Linked DNA regions of Homo sapiens: region 2 is linked to region 1. A link is a loop called in an ENCODE intact Hi-C map of the cell type or tissue named here. Cell type or tissue: IMR-90. All regions are shown on one strand. Links, peaks and the distances in the headings refer to the core of each region. The heading gives the core; the rest is flanking DNA.

What was found. Hi-C counts contacts between places; a loop is a spot of excess contacts. Peaks named below come from ENCODE experiments on the same cell type or tissue, not always from the same donor. Only the 100,000 strongest peaks of a DNase experiment are listed, where the experiment ranks them.
Region 2: it touches region 1 in a loop (4-fold over the local background); 1 of 110 quality-filtered maps calls a loop at or near these places.

What each region holds. Positions count from the first base shown.
Region 1 is chr2:85,917,168-85,926,114 of GRCh38, forward strand. No RefSeq gene overlaps it. Among named protein-coding and RNA genes, the nearest start is that of ST3GAL5-AS1, 32 kb to the left of the region's middle. RefSeq lists an enhancer at 7,559-7,608. In IMR-90, for the core only: no CTCF peak of the experiment used is centred there; a DNase peak (open chromatin) is centred at 5,264; H3K27ac peaks cover 1,176 bases.
Region 2 is chr2:85,860,493-85,865,492 of GRCh38, forward strand. ST3GAL5 (ST3 beta-galactoside alpha-2,3-sialyltransferase 5) reads right to left here. Exons shown (of 7, transcript NM_003896.4): 2 at 2,870-2,993; 3 at 689-800. Among named protein-coding and RNA genes, the nearest start is that of ST3GAL5, 26 kb to the right of the region's middle. RefSeq lists an enhancer at 805-884. In IMR-90, for the core only: no CTCF peak of the experiment used is centred there; a DNase peak (open chromatin) is centred at 2,189.

The DNA.
Region 1 (8,947 bases), core at 2,231-7,230:
TATTTATTTATTTATTTTGAGACGGAATCTCGCTCTGTCACCCAGGCTGGAGTGCAGTGGTGCGATCTCGGCTCACTGCAAGCTCTGCCTCCTGGGTTCACGCCATTCTCCCGCCTCAGCCTCCTGAGTAACTGGGACTACAGGTGGCCGCCACCACCCCCGGCTAATTTTTTGTATTTTTAGTAAGACAGGGTTTCACCGTGTTAGCCAGGTTGGTCTCAATCTCCTGACCTCATTATCTGCCCACCTCAGCCTCCCAAAGTGCTGGTATTACAGGCTTGAGCCACCACGCCCGGCCACCTGGGACTTTGAAATCTAGACTGGGCTGGGCATGGTGGCTCACATGTTTAATTTCAGTACTTTGGGAGGCCGAGGTGGGTGGATCATTTGAGGTCAGGAGTTCGAGACCAGCCTGGCCAATGTGGTGAAACCCTGTCTTTACTAAAAATACAAAAAAATTAGCTGGGTGTGGTGACGCGTGCCTGTAATATCAGCTACTCAGGAGGCTGAGACAGGAGAATCGCTTGAACCCAGGAGGCGGAGGTTGCAGTGAGCCAAGATCACACCATTACACTCCAGCCTGGGCAACAAAAGTGAAACTCCATCTTCAGATGGATAAATAAATAAATAAATAAATAAATAAATCTAGACTGAACAAAGTAATTGGAATTCCTTCTGCGGTTGATGGCAAAGCATTGGTGGCACTGGGGCCAGTAGAGTAGTGTCCCAGGCCAAGTAGTGACCACAATACCAGCAAAGGGCCCAGTGTTCATCTACCTACAATCCATTTTGGAAGGAGGTAAGGTCTTGTAAATAACATCATATGGCATTAATTTGGCAAGAGTTTCTACATCTTGCCAGCCCATTACTTTACCAACATTCCTTTTCCTTCTGTAGTTTGTGAGTTCCCTTGAAACTTAATCAACCTCAAACTCTCTCAAGTGACTCCCCTCTCAGGATGTTTGGCTTCCATCCCCTCAGCAGCCCTTGTTGCCTCTAAGAAGATAAAGCAAAACTTGTGCTGCATCTCTTCCTCCCATTCTTTTCCTACCCATTTTATGCACAAACCATGCCAATGCCAGGCAGTTGGCTGTCTTCTGTTGAAAACAAAAACCTTAGAGTGAGTCTTGTTGCCACATATGTGTGTGCTTGGGTTGAGGGCTGATTCATAAATCTTCCTTAAGAAAAAAAGGCCTCTGGGCAAGCTGGCAAAGGCTGGCTTTCATTTATTTGTTTTTTGTCACCTCCTTGATATCTCCTGCCTTGCTCCAGAAATGTGTTAGACCTCATGGGGAACACTGACAAACGCACATACAAAATAAGGAAAAGAATGATGAATTTCAAATTAGGATACCCGGGTTGGAATGCTGGCTTGGTCACTATCTGCAAAAACTTGGGTAGGTTACCTAACCTTTCCTAAGCTTCAGTTTCCTTATCTGTAAAATGGGCTCAGCTATACTCATATTCCATGGACTGTGGGGAAGTTTCAGTAGGAACGCATCTAAAAGCATCCATCAAAGTGGCTGGTTCAAAGAACCCTCCCATAAATGTGTGTTGCTGTCAATTGAAATTCCCCCAGATGGTAAGGTCCTACACCTCCAGCTACTGGGGATAGGGACATGTGAGAGTTGGGGTACATGGCAACATGGGAAAACCTATTTGCAATTGTGTTATGTTGGTTTAGATCAGTCAAATATCTTTTTCTATTTCTTGGCAAGAATGCTTGTCAAATAGAGCACGCAGGGACCCTGAGCAACCAGGACTGTTGGCATGACAAGCGGGCGAGCAGAGGATGGGGGAGCCAGAAGAGAAGGTGCTGAAAGGAAGAGCTGAAAACAAGCTTGACCCATCACTCAAAGTTGTCTAATAGTCCTTGAATCCAGATGCCTCATGGCCCTAGGAGGGCCAAACACACTCGGGGGTTGGAAAGGAAGCATCACAGTGCTGGTGTCAGGATACCTGAGTTCCAGCCTTGTCTTTGACATTTATGAGGTGTATAAACTGGGAGGGTCACTTCAGCTCTCTGAGCCTTAGTTTTGTGTACTGTAAAGTGGGAGAAATAATACATCCCTCACAAAGGCATAAATAGGCCAGGTGCGGTGGCTCACGCCTGTAATCCCAGCACTTTGGGAGGCCAAAGCGGGTGGATAACCTGAGGTCAGGAGCTCGAGACCAGCCTGGCCAACATGGTGAAACCCCATCTCTACTAAAAATACAAAACCCCCATCTCTACTAAAAATACAAAAATTATCCAAGTGTGGTGACAGGCACCTGTAATCCCAGCTACTTGGGAGGCTGACTACTCAGGAGAATTGCTTGAACCTGGGAGGCGGAGGTTGCAGTGAGCCGAGATCATGCCACTGTACTCCAGCCTGGGTGACAGAGTAAGACTCCATCTCAAAACAAACAAACAAACAAAAACAAGACAAAGGCATAAACAATAAACAAGAGATTGATTTTTTTGGTAACAGCTTTATTGCAATATAATTCAAGTACCATAAAATTCACCACCCCCGCTTTTTTTCGAAACAGGGTCTCACTCTGCTGTCACCCAGGCTGGAGTGCAGTGGCATGATCACTGCTCACTTCAGCCTCGACCTCCTAGGTTCAAGCGATCCGCCCACCTTTGTCTCCCAAGTAGCTAGGACTATAGGTGCACACCACCACACCCAGCTAATTATAAAATTTTGTTGTGGAGACGGGCTCTCATCACGTTGCCCACGCTGATCACGAACCCCTGAGCTCAAACAATCTTCCTGCCTCGGCCTTCCAAAGTGCTGGGATTATAGACATGAGCCACCACACTGGGCCAAAATTCACCCTTTTAAAGTATGCAGTTCTGTTTTTTAGTGTATTCACAGAGTTGTGCAACCATCACCACTATTTCATAGTAGAACATTTTTATAACTCCTAATGGAACCAATACTGTTATCAATCACTCTCTATCCTCCCTCCTGAGAGATCGACTTTAAACTATTTGGTGCTGTACCCATTTTGCTTTGTATAGATAACAGTTGATCATTGCTACACAATAGTCAGTAGTCTGCTCATAAGTAATATCACAATTATTCTTCAGACTTAGTAAGAGCTGGCTTGAGAACTGTGTCAGGAGTAAGTTCGGCAGGGGAATGGTAGAGATGAAGAGGCTTAAAGAACAGTTTGTTTCTCTCTCATAGAATAATCCAGGTAGCTCCAGGTAGCTCACAGCTCCATCTTCCCTAGGGCACGAGCAACTTTCTCAGGATACAAAATGTCAGCTAGAGCTCCAGCTGTTATATCCTTGTTCCAGACAGCAGGATGAAGACAGAGATGAAGATTGCATGCCATTGGCTTTTAAGGAAAGGTCTCAGAAGTTGCCACAAACACTTCTACTAACTTTTTTTTTTTTTGAGATGGGGTCTTACCCTGTCACCTAGGCTGGAGTGCAGTGGCACGATCTTGGCTCACTGTAACCTTCGCCTCCTGGGGTCAAGCAATTCTCCTGCCTCAACCTCCCGAGTGTCTGGGATTATAGGCGCCCGCCACTACACCTGGCTAACTTTTTTTGTATTTTTAGTACAGATGGGGTTTCACCACGTTGGCCAGGCTGGTTTCAAACTCCTGACCTCAAATGATCCGCCTGCCTAAGCTTCCCAAAGTGTTAGGATTACAGGCGTGAGCCACCATGCCCAACCACTTCTACTAACATCTAATTGACCAGAACTCACTAGTATGATCATATCTAGCTGTAAGAAAGGCTGGGAAATTTAGCCTTATTCCAAAGAGCCAGTTAAAAATTGGGGTTTGCATTATTATGAAAGAAAAGACCAGGTATTTGGTAGATGTATCAGTCAGCAAATGCTATAATAATTCTGCATAACAAACCATGAGCATACAACAATGAGCTTTTGTTTTCCTTGCCCTCAGGGCTGTGGGTTGGCTGGGAGGCTCTGCATCAGGCTACAGGGCTGCCGGGCTTGGTGGAGGTATACTGCACTCACACTAATGGAGGGCACTGCAAAATCACATAACAAAGGGTATGAGTGTAAAATTCTAACACCAGAAGCGTCTGCAGAATGATAAACAATGATTCATTTATACAGAGGACAACCAAGATTGCCAGGAAATTCAATGTCTGCAGTCTTGGTCCCCGGAGACCTCCCAGGAACCTGCTGCTGCTGCTGTCCTACAATTCAGCTCCCAGTGTAGCTTCCAGTTCTGATGATCCCACTTCCCCGGTTACAGATTAAGCTAGTCCAGCCTCTCACATGAGCTTTTTAGGCCACAGTCCCTAGTTTCAGCCTAACCAGACACCTGCAGCCTTTTCTCTAAGGTTTTGCCAAGACAAACAGAGTAGTTCAGGATGCCTCTAAGGGAGAAGGAAAGTGGGAAAAATCATTTGGGAAAAATTCAGAGTGCAGAAGCAGCCTGCCTGAAAAGTTGCTGGAACAGACAAAAATAAAACAACCTGGGGAAAATAAAACAAAACAAAACTCAGGCTGGACCTGGACAGATAAACAAACAGGATCCCGCACAGGAGTTCTTTATTCTTTGTCTAATTAGCAAGCTCCCAGGAAAAAATTTTCTCCCTTTTTCAGTCAGATACATGGTGAGAACTTGCACACGGAGGAGGGGGGATTACCTAAAACAAACTCACAGTATACAAACAAGAGAAGCTGTGCTTTGTGCTTACCTAAAAACATACCCACAGCTGCATGAGATAAGGGGCGTCGCACAGACAGCCTTACTGATAAGAGAAGTTACTCAAACTGCTACAGAGATGAGAGGGGTTTCTCAGCTGTAACCTGGCAATCCACTCTGACTCCTCTCTCTGCTGCAGAGAGCTTTATTTCTTTCACTTATTAAACTTTCCCTCCAACACCATGTTTGTGTCTGCGTTCCTAATTTTCTTGGACATAGGACAAAGGACCTGGGGTACCAGTTAAGACAAAGAGAAACTGCTACATTAAGGTGGGTTGGTGAGACTGCAACACCTCTATGTAGGGCCAGAAGCCATTTTCCTCTGCCCCACTTCCCCGGGGGCCAGCCAGAGTCAGACCCATTTTTCCCGTTCAAATTCCCCAAACACAAAAGCTTCATCATGCCATTTTCTATTACAATTGGGCTTGAAGGTACATCTACAAGAGAGTGAAAGCCCAGGCAACTTGTCCCTTGAGTTACAAAGAATTCCGTTTATCTTTCCTGGGGTAAGACTAAGTCTACAGCAGTAAAAATTCAGCACTCAGATTGGTTTTCAAAGGCTGACCTTTCCATTATTTACATTCTTAATGAATCATCCTGCTTAATTGTAATCAGTGGAGCTTAAGGCAAATTTCCAAAAGGTTTGGTCAAACTTTTGGTGTAAATAATCTCAGTGTATCTATTTCAACTTTACTTAGTCCGCTTCCATTAGTAACATGAAGAAGCATTTTCTTGGGTACAACCCAAAGTTAGCACCAATTATGAAATCTATTGGTTAGTTCAGCAAATTAAACAGTTACTTTTGTTGTTGTTTTTTGAGACAGGGTTTTGTTCTGTAGCCCAGGCTAGAGAGCAGTGGTGCCATCTCAGCTCACTGCAACCTCTGCCTCCTGAGCTCAAGTGATCTTCCCACCTCAGCCTTCCTAGTAGCAGGGACCATAGGCACCTGCCACCATGCCCCGCTAATTTTTTTTTTTATTTATTTTTTGTAGAGATGGGGTTTCTCCATGTTGCCCAGGCTGGTCTCAAACTCCTGGCCTCAAGTGATTCACCCGCTTCAGCCTCCTAAAGTGTTGGGATTACAAGCATAAGCCACTGCACCCAGCCAAAATGGTTACTTTCAGTAACAGCTGTGGCCACCCCCTCCTCATGGAGGTTTTTTTGTTTGTTTGTTTGAGACGGAGTCTCACTCTGTCCCCAGGCTGGAGTGCAGTGGCACAATCCCAGCTCACTGAAACCTCTGCCTTCTGGGTTCAAGTGATTCTCCTGCCTCAGCCTCCCGAGTAGCTGGGACTACGGGTGCCTGCCACCACTCCCGGCTAATTTTTTGTATTTTTAGTAGAGATGGGATTTCACCATGTTGGCCAGGATGGTCTCGATCTCTTGACCTCGTGATCCGCCTGCCTTGGCCTCCCAAAGTGCTGGGATTACAGGCGAGAGCCACCACTCCCGGCTTTTTTTTTTTTTAAATACAGTTAAACATACATGTATCTTGTGACCCAGAAATTCCACCTCTAGGTATTTTTACCTTAGACAAATGAAACCTATGTCCATCCACCCTACACAAAAACTGGTACCTAAATGTTCACAGCAACTTTATTCTTAGTAGCCAGAAACTGGAAAAATCCAAATGTAACATCCAACAACAGATAAATGGATACACAAATTGTGGAATATGCATGCAATGGAAAAGTATTCCACAATAAAAGGAAGGGACTGCTAATATACACAACAATGTAGATGAATCTCACAGATATTATGCTGCATGAAGGAAGCCAGACATAGGAGACTGTATACTGTATGATCCCATTTATATGACATTCAACAAAAGGCAAAACCAATCTATGGTGATAGAAATCAGAACAATTGGGGTTGACTGGAAAAGGGCAAGAGGGAACTTTCTAAGTGATGAAATGCTTTCTATCTTAATTGGGGTAATGGCTACATGGTGAATGCATTTGCCAGTAATCATCAAACTCTGTAGGTTAGATCTGAGCATTTCACTGTGTATAAATTATACCTCATTTTTAAAACTTTTTTTTTTAAGTTGGGCTATTTCCTCAAATGTTCCAACAACAAACTGAGGAGATCCATGTCCCAAGTGTTAATGGGGCACTGGTGACTTTAGTGGTGGAGAGGTGGTTTGTCATATGTGGTCAGCAGCCAGCTGGCAACATTTTCATTTTGTGTTGTCAGTTAATCATTTGTGAAAGAATTTTCTGAAAATGGCCGGGTGTGGTGGCTCACACCTGTAATCCCAGCACTTTGGGAGGCCGAGGCAAGCTGATCACGAGGTCAAGAGATCGAAACCATCCAGGCCAACATGGTGAAACCCCGTCTCTACTAAAAATACAAAAATTAGCTGGGCGTGGTGGCGTGTGCCTGTAGTCCCAGCTACTCAGGAGGCTGAGGCAGGAGAATTGCTTGAACCTGGAAGGCGGAGGTTGCAGTGAGCCAAGATTGCGCCACCGCACTCCAGCCTGGGCGACACAGCAAGACTCTGTCTCAAAAAAAAAAGAAAAAAAAAAAAAAAGAAGGTTCCACAGGGTTGGAGGAGACCATGGGTCTCCTGTTAGCTGGGGAGGTGGAAAGAGCTCTGGACTGATAATCAGGAAGCCTGGGGGAGACTTTGCCCTTCCAATAACCTGATCAATAAATCAGTCTGGGGCTCTGCTAACACTCAACCACCAGAAAGAAACAGTGGTGTGACCCTGGGCAATGTATTTGTCACCTGTCCTCCATCCTGGGCCTCGGGGCCTCAGGGCTCCTGGAACAGGATGTTCTTGATGACTCTCCCTGACCCAAATCCTTTATAATCTCCAGGATGTCATCCCTGCCAAGAAGAGCAAAAATCTCTCTTGTGCTGAAGGCCTTGCTTTGTTTGATGTGGCCTGAGAGGCCATGAGTTTTCCCTCACATGCTCGATTGGGCAAGCTGTTTCTGGCACAGAGCTATACCAAAAACAAAAACAAAACAGAAACGGTGCAGAAGTTGCAAAGGAAACTGGGGAGCCCTTTCTCCCTTTTTTGCTAAATTTTCTGTCTTTAGAACATGCTTTCTGCCCGCCCAGCAGAGGGAAGACACTCTCCCGATCAGGCGAGGTGATCACTGGGGCTCTCTCTTCCTCCTCTATGTTTCTGTCCTGCTGGCTGCTGGTGGTCCCAGCCAGGTCTCCTGTTCACTCTGCCCACTTGGATGACCACATACAACGAACTTCCAGGAGTTGGCTAAGGGATGGTCCCCTCCATTCTTTTCTCTCTCTGTCACCATCTCCTCAGTCTCATCCAGAACACTTGCCTCAGTACCTTCATAATACACACCACACATACATGCACACACATAGGCACATGCACACAACCACAACCACATCTACACACCATATCCATGGCATACAGCACAAATACACACCAAACCACCCCTCACACCGCACATACACTTACAGACCACATACAAATACCCATCACATACATGCAGATGCTAACCATGCATAATGGCACACCAAACACAAGCTCTCTCTCTCTCTCTCTCACACACACAGACACACACAGACACACACAAAGCTATTGTTTGGTGCAGGAGCTACATCAGTACCAGCTTCTGTCCTTCCCTATCCTGGAGTGCTTCTCAAACCCCAGGTCCCAGAGAAATGTCACAGAGGCTTATTGTCTCCCTATCTCAACCATGAATAACTGGCTAATATGCATCAGTGATGCTGCTTTGGGCAACCAGCAGAAGAGATGTCCTTCCAAGCTCTCAGCCCACTCCACTCTGCACAATCCTGCCAGTGACCGTGGTTGCTGATCACTTCAGGGAAGTCATTGGTGGAATAAACAATGCACACAAGTAGGACACACAACAGTTGTGTTACTGGTTGTTAAAATATTGAAATACTTCTGTACCAGTTAATGAACACCTGCTGTCCCCAACCCCCTGAAGGTCCTATCCTCTGTTGCTTTGGCCTCTCTTCCAGGCCTTGCTAGGATTCACCAAATAAAGTGTTAACGTGTCTCATACAAGATGTACAATACAAGGTGGAGACAGGGCGGGGTGGACTAACGGTGAAAGAGGCGGTGTTGAGCAGTCATTCATTAATTCCTCCTCCAACAAGTATGTGTGGGGCTTCCATGTGCAGACACTGCTGACCACTCAGGATTCAGTTGCAGAAAGTCAGAAGGCAGTTAGAGTACAGAATGATTAATTCTGCAACGGGGAAGTGTACACCAGCTGCAGGAGCAGAGAGCGGGGGCACTAACTCAGACTTGGAGGG
Region 2 (5,000 bases), core at 1-5,000, 59 kb before region 1:
ATAAATGTAAGCTGAAAGAAAAATCTTGCAATGCAATGTGAATTCATTAAAATTAAAAATAAAACACAGGAAGGACAGATGATACTAAGAGAATTTCTGGCCAGGCATGGTGGCTCATGTCTGTAATCCCCGACCTTTGGGAGGCCAAGGCGGGAGGATAGCTTGAGCCTAGGAGTTCAAGATCAGCCTGGGCAACATGGCAAGACCCCATCTCCACAAAAAATAAAAAAATTAGTCAGGCATGGTGGTGCACACCTGTGGTCCCAGCTACTCAGAAGGCTGAGGTGGCCGTGTTCTTGCCACTGCACTCAACCCTGGGTGCAGAGCGAGACCCTGACTCAAAAAAAAAAAAAGGGAGAAAAGAAAAAAGAAAGAATTTCTTTGTTGTTTACTTTATAGCATCAGGGCAAATTAATTCCAGGAGAGGAGCCCTAGAGCCTGTTGGGTTGAGCCCACCTCATCCCACACCCCAGCTGCAGTAAATGGGAGAAGGATACTGTGGAGTAGTTAGTGGTGGGTTTTTAGAAGAAGGTTGTCTTTGGTTTTGGAGTGCTGAGATTAAGTGCTTTCCCCTCTGAGTTCAAACTTTTATTAACATATATTTGTCACACAGTAGACTAATGATATTATAGTTTGAGCATATGCTTGGCAATGTTTTCATTTAAACCACACCAATGGGATATCTAACCTTTACATGGTCAGGGTCCACATAATGCATTTTTTTCATGTCACATTCTTCAGTAGTATAATTTAACTTGAGGATATAAAGGATCCACACTCCAAACACAAGCAATGTACATCTGGAAAAAAATCAATTAGGTATTATGATGTAGTCATGTGAGAATCATGAGATGCAATGTGAAACTGAAAACGGAATCCTAAATGAGTCTGCCTGCTATGCAGCATAAAACTACAATCTTTAAGTTGACATTGGGGTGAAAGGAAGGGGCCATTTCCTATTTTCCTGACAAGATAAACTAGTCATTTATGACTGTCTTTGTTATAAGCAAACACAGAAAAAACTTTTTTTGCAAGAGCACTGTAACAAAATCTGAATCACAATGTCAATTATTGAACTTAAAATCAAGTAATAGACTTGAACTACAGAATCTCGGCTTCAATCTTTTGTGACCTGAAAATTCTGTCAGTCCTTAAAAAAAAAAAAAAAAAAGAAAAGAAAAGAAACAGTTTATTCACAGTACGTCTAAAGAATTCTACCCGGAAGTGAGGCCGACTGGGAAATGAGACAGGACCATTAGTTACCCTTAAGATGACCTAAAAAATATTTTTTACAGATCTGATAAATTCACACTATTATATAGTTTAATACACACACACACACACACACACGACTTGGAGAAAAGAGCTGAGTCTAGTCTTAGTTTTAGAAATCTCATTTTTACTAAGTTCTCCAGTGACACAAACCGCAAGCTAAAAAGTTTCAACCAAAATTTAAGAACCACTGCTTTAAACAATTCTGTTCTTGAAAAAACAAATGCAAGAAATAAAGAGAAAGTAATCCATTTTCTAAATAAAGGGGCAGTTTTTTTTTCAAAAAAATTGCATCTAGCATAATATATTATACATAATAGATGCAAAATATTTCTTAATATTTGAGGATGAGAATACAATGAAGTGTTGCTGGGAGTGTTTTAAAAACTTTAAAATTCTCATTTAAAACAGGCTTCCCATGACAACTTGGACAAGTTGGGATTATGTATAATGATAAGTGAACAGGATGCTATCAATTTGTGTAAAAGTGGGTTTGGGCACGGGGCATGGCAGAGCACACACACACAAAATATTTCTCATATACACAAGAAACCGGTGACACTGGTTATCTTTAAATATGGAGGGTAAATGGGGAGCAGGGATGAGAAGGTGTTTCACTGAGACTCTTTAATACCTTTTGAATTTTCAATCTTGAAAACCTAATATTACCTATTCTTCTCTTCAGCCCCAGAAAAGGTGTTACATTCAGTGCATACACTTCCCTTATTTTGATTTAAAAAAAAAATAAAAGAAAAGGGTGTGAAGGCAAGCCCAGTGTCTGTAGCACATATCAGACTGTGCCTTAATTCCTGGAGCGAGTCCACCTCACCCACAGCCTAAGCAGCACAGGGCGCAGGTCTATCTCCCCTGCTGCCTTGTGGCTGGCGCCCAGCATGACGTCATGAACGTGGTGGGCCTCAATAAATATTGGTTGGTGACTCAAGGGAGGCTGAATGTAACATAAGCCTTATTCTTATAAATTTCCTTTTCCCCTACACTTCCTAAGTCAGTAAAGTGAGACAGAAGACTAGATTGCAAGGTTGGATTTCTATGTTTAGACATGAAAAAAGGGCAATTTTCAACTAGGTTTGACTGGTATATATGTAAAAAAAGACACCTGCCAAGTTCCTCCTTGATTAATTCTATCACTTATTAGGATATAAGGGTGACCTGGCTCAAACACCTGTCATCATTTTTAGTATTCGATATTTAACAGTATTCAAGGGCCTTCAGGGAAATTTAATTAACCATATTTTAGATTAACTTACAATAGCTAAGGGAAAAGCCCTCTTTTGTTAAATAAGGGCATGAAGAGCAGTGCACGGTGAGAGCTGCTCTCCCAGGCATCCAGGCCAAGGTAGAGAGCCTGAGCAGCTACTGGGCACTGTGCACTTACCAAATACAGCCAGCTGTACAGGCTCACTCCGGCTGTGCACTCAGTCTTTACTCAGACGTGCCTTTGAATGTCTGAGGCATCCTTTGACCAAGCATGCCTCTCCAACATTAGCCATCTTGAGGGCTCTCACTGAATTTTTCTCCTAGTTCTACACAGTTGACCCAAAGCAGGGGGATCTACAGTCCCAGGGGCGGTACTTACTTGAGGATGTCTTTTAATAACAAGCTGGGCCTTCTCATCTTGCTTTGAGCTCGGGTGTACCATTGCAGGGAAGGCCTCGAGCAATCACTTCTCAGTTTCACATAGGTGTACTCACTTGGCATTGCTGTGAAGAGAGGCGAAGAGGGCAGTGGGGAAAAAGAGAGGAGAGAGTTAGGAGGATGGATTATGGTTTTCAAAGAGCCTTTATATGTTGCATCCATACCATGGAATAGTAACTGGCAATAAAGAAGAATGAACTGTTGTTACATGCAACAAAGTGGGTGAATCTAGAGGGAACTATGCTGAGCTGATACCAAAATGTTACATACTGTATGATTCTCAACATTCTTTTTTTTTTTTTTCTGAGACGGAGTCTTGCTCTGTTGCCCAGGCTGGAGTGCAGTGGCGTGATCTCAGCTCACTGCAACCTCTGCCTCCTGGGTTCGAGTGACTGTCCTGCCTTAGCCTCCTGAGTGGCTGGGATTACAGGCGCATGCCACCATGCCAGGCTAATTTTTGTATTTTTAGTAGAGACAGGGTTTCACCCTGTTAGTCAGGCTGGTGTCGAACTCCTGACCTCGTGATTCACCTGCCTCGGCCTCCCAAAGTGCTGGGATTACATGCATGAGCCACTGCACCCGGCTGATTTTTAACATTCTTAAAATGACAAAATTATAGAAAGGGAGAACAGACTAGTGAGTGTCAGGGGTTGTGGAAGGGGAGGTAGATAGGTAGATATGGCTATAAAAGGGCAACACGAAGGACTCTTGTGAGGATGGAGATGTTCTACATCTTGACTGTATCCATGTCAGATTCCAGCTGTGATATGGTACTATAGTTTTGCAGGATGCTATCATGGGGGAAAATGAGTAAAGCATACACAAAATCTCTCCAGATTATGTTTTACAACCGCATGTGAATACAATTATCCTAAACTTTAAAGTTTATTTTTTTTAAAAAGGACCTTTTACCTTTTAGAGCTACATACAGAAATATCTACAGATCAAATAGCAAAAATGAGATCTGCTTCAAGAACTCAGGAAGGGGATAAGTGGAGGGCCAGGGAGAATAGATAAAACTAACTTTAAGCTGATAACTTACTAAACCTGGGAGATGGGTCTAGGGCTCACTACACAATTCTCCCCACTTCTGTGTATGGTTAAAATTTATATAATAAAAAAGTTTAAAAAGAAAGTTACATTAAAAGCAGAAGTGTTACATCAAAAAAAAAAAAGAAAAAGAGAGAATATGGCAATTTAAAAACACTTTTCTTAAAAAATATGTTGTGTGCCTGCCTATTTATTCTTTTGAAATAATTTTATTAGCAATTTTCAAGTTCTAAATAATATTCCAATAGTACTGTAGTAGGGATTGGTCCGTCTCCCCCATATTCGCTTTCCCCTAACTCAACTTAATACAGCTCTGGATTTTTAGTGGGGCATAGTACCTCCCAGAATGAAGACTACATTTCCCAGTCTCCCTTGGAGCTAGGACTCAAGACTAAGTTTTAGCCAATGGGATATGAGCAGAAGCATCCTGTGCAATTCTCAAGGTGCTTCCCTTGGCATACTCTGGCTTCTCCTGTATCCCCTCTGCCTCCTGACTGAAATATGGACCATGATCTGCCACTCTGGACCACACAGAGAGGACATTACTCAAGGATGGTGGAACAACAAGAGAAGGAGCTGGGGCCCCTGGGACAATCCCATAGGGCAGAGAGCTGCCACTCTACTTCTGGACTGGTCTATGATAGAGGAATAAGCTTCTGTCTTGTTTAAGGAATGGTTAATTAAAGGCAAAATTATATCTTAACTAATATAGGCACTAGTTACTATTATAATAAATGCATATATTAATTTAAGAAATAATGTCTTCACTATAGTTTTTAGTTGGATGGAAGAAGTTATATCTCATTCATTATTCACTTCATTTTTCCCGTTAGGGTTTTACCATCTTCTTTGAAAAAAATCTGTTTATCTTAAACTAAACAGGCATTCAAGTTTTTTTTTTCTGCTACTGTAAACAATCTCTTCCTTAACTCCTTAATTCTAATTCTGTGTAGCAAGAGTTTTTATCATTATGTATAATTCTATCAAAATAGTTTCAATAAGTGTTGAGGGCCTTATTAATA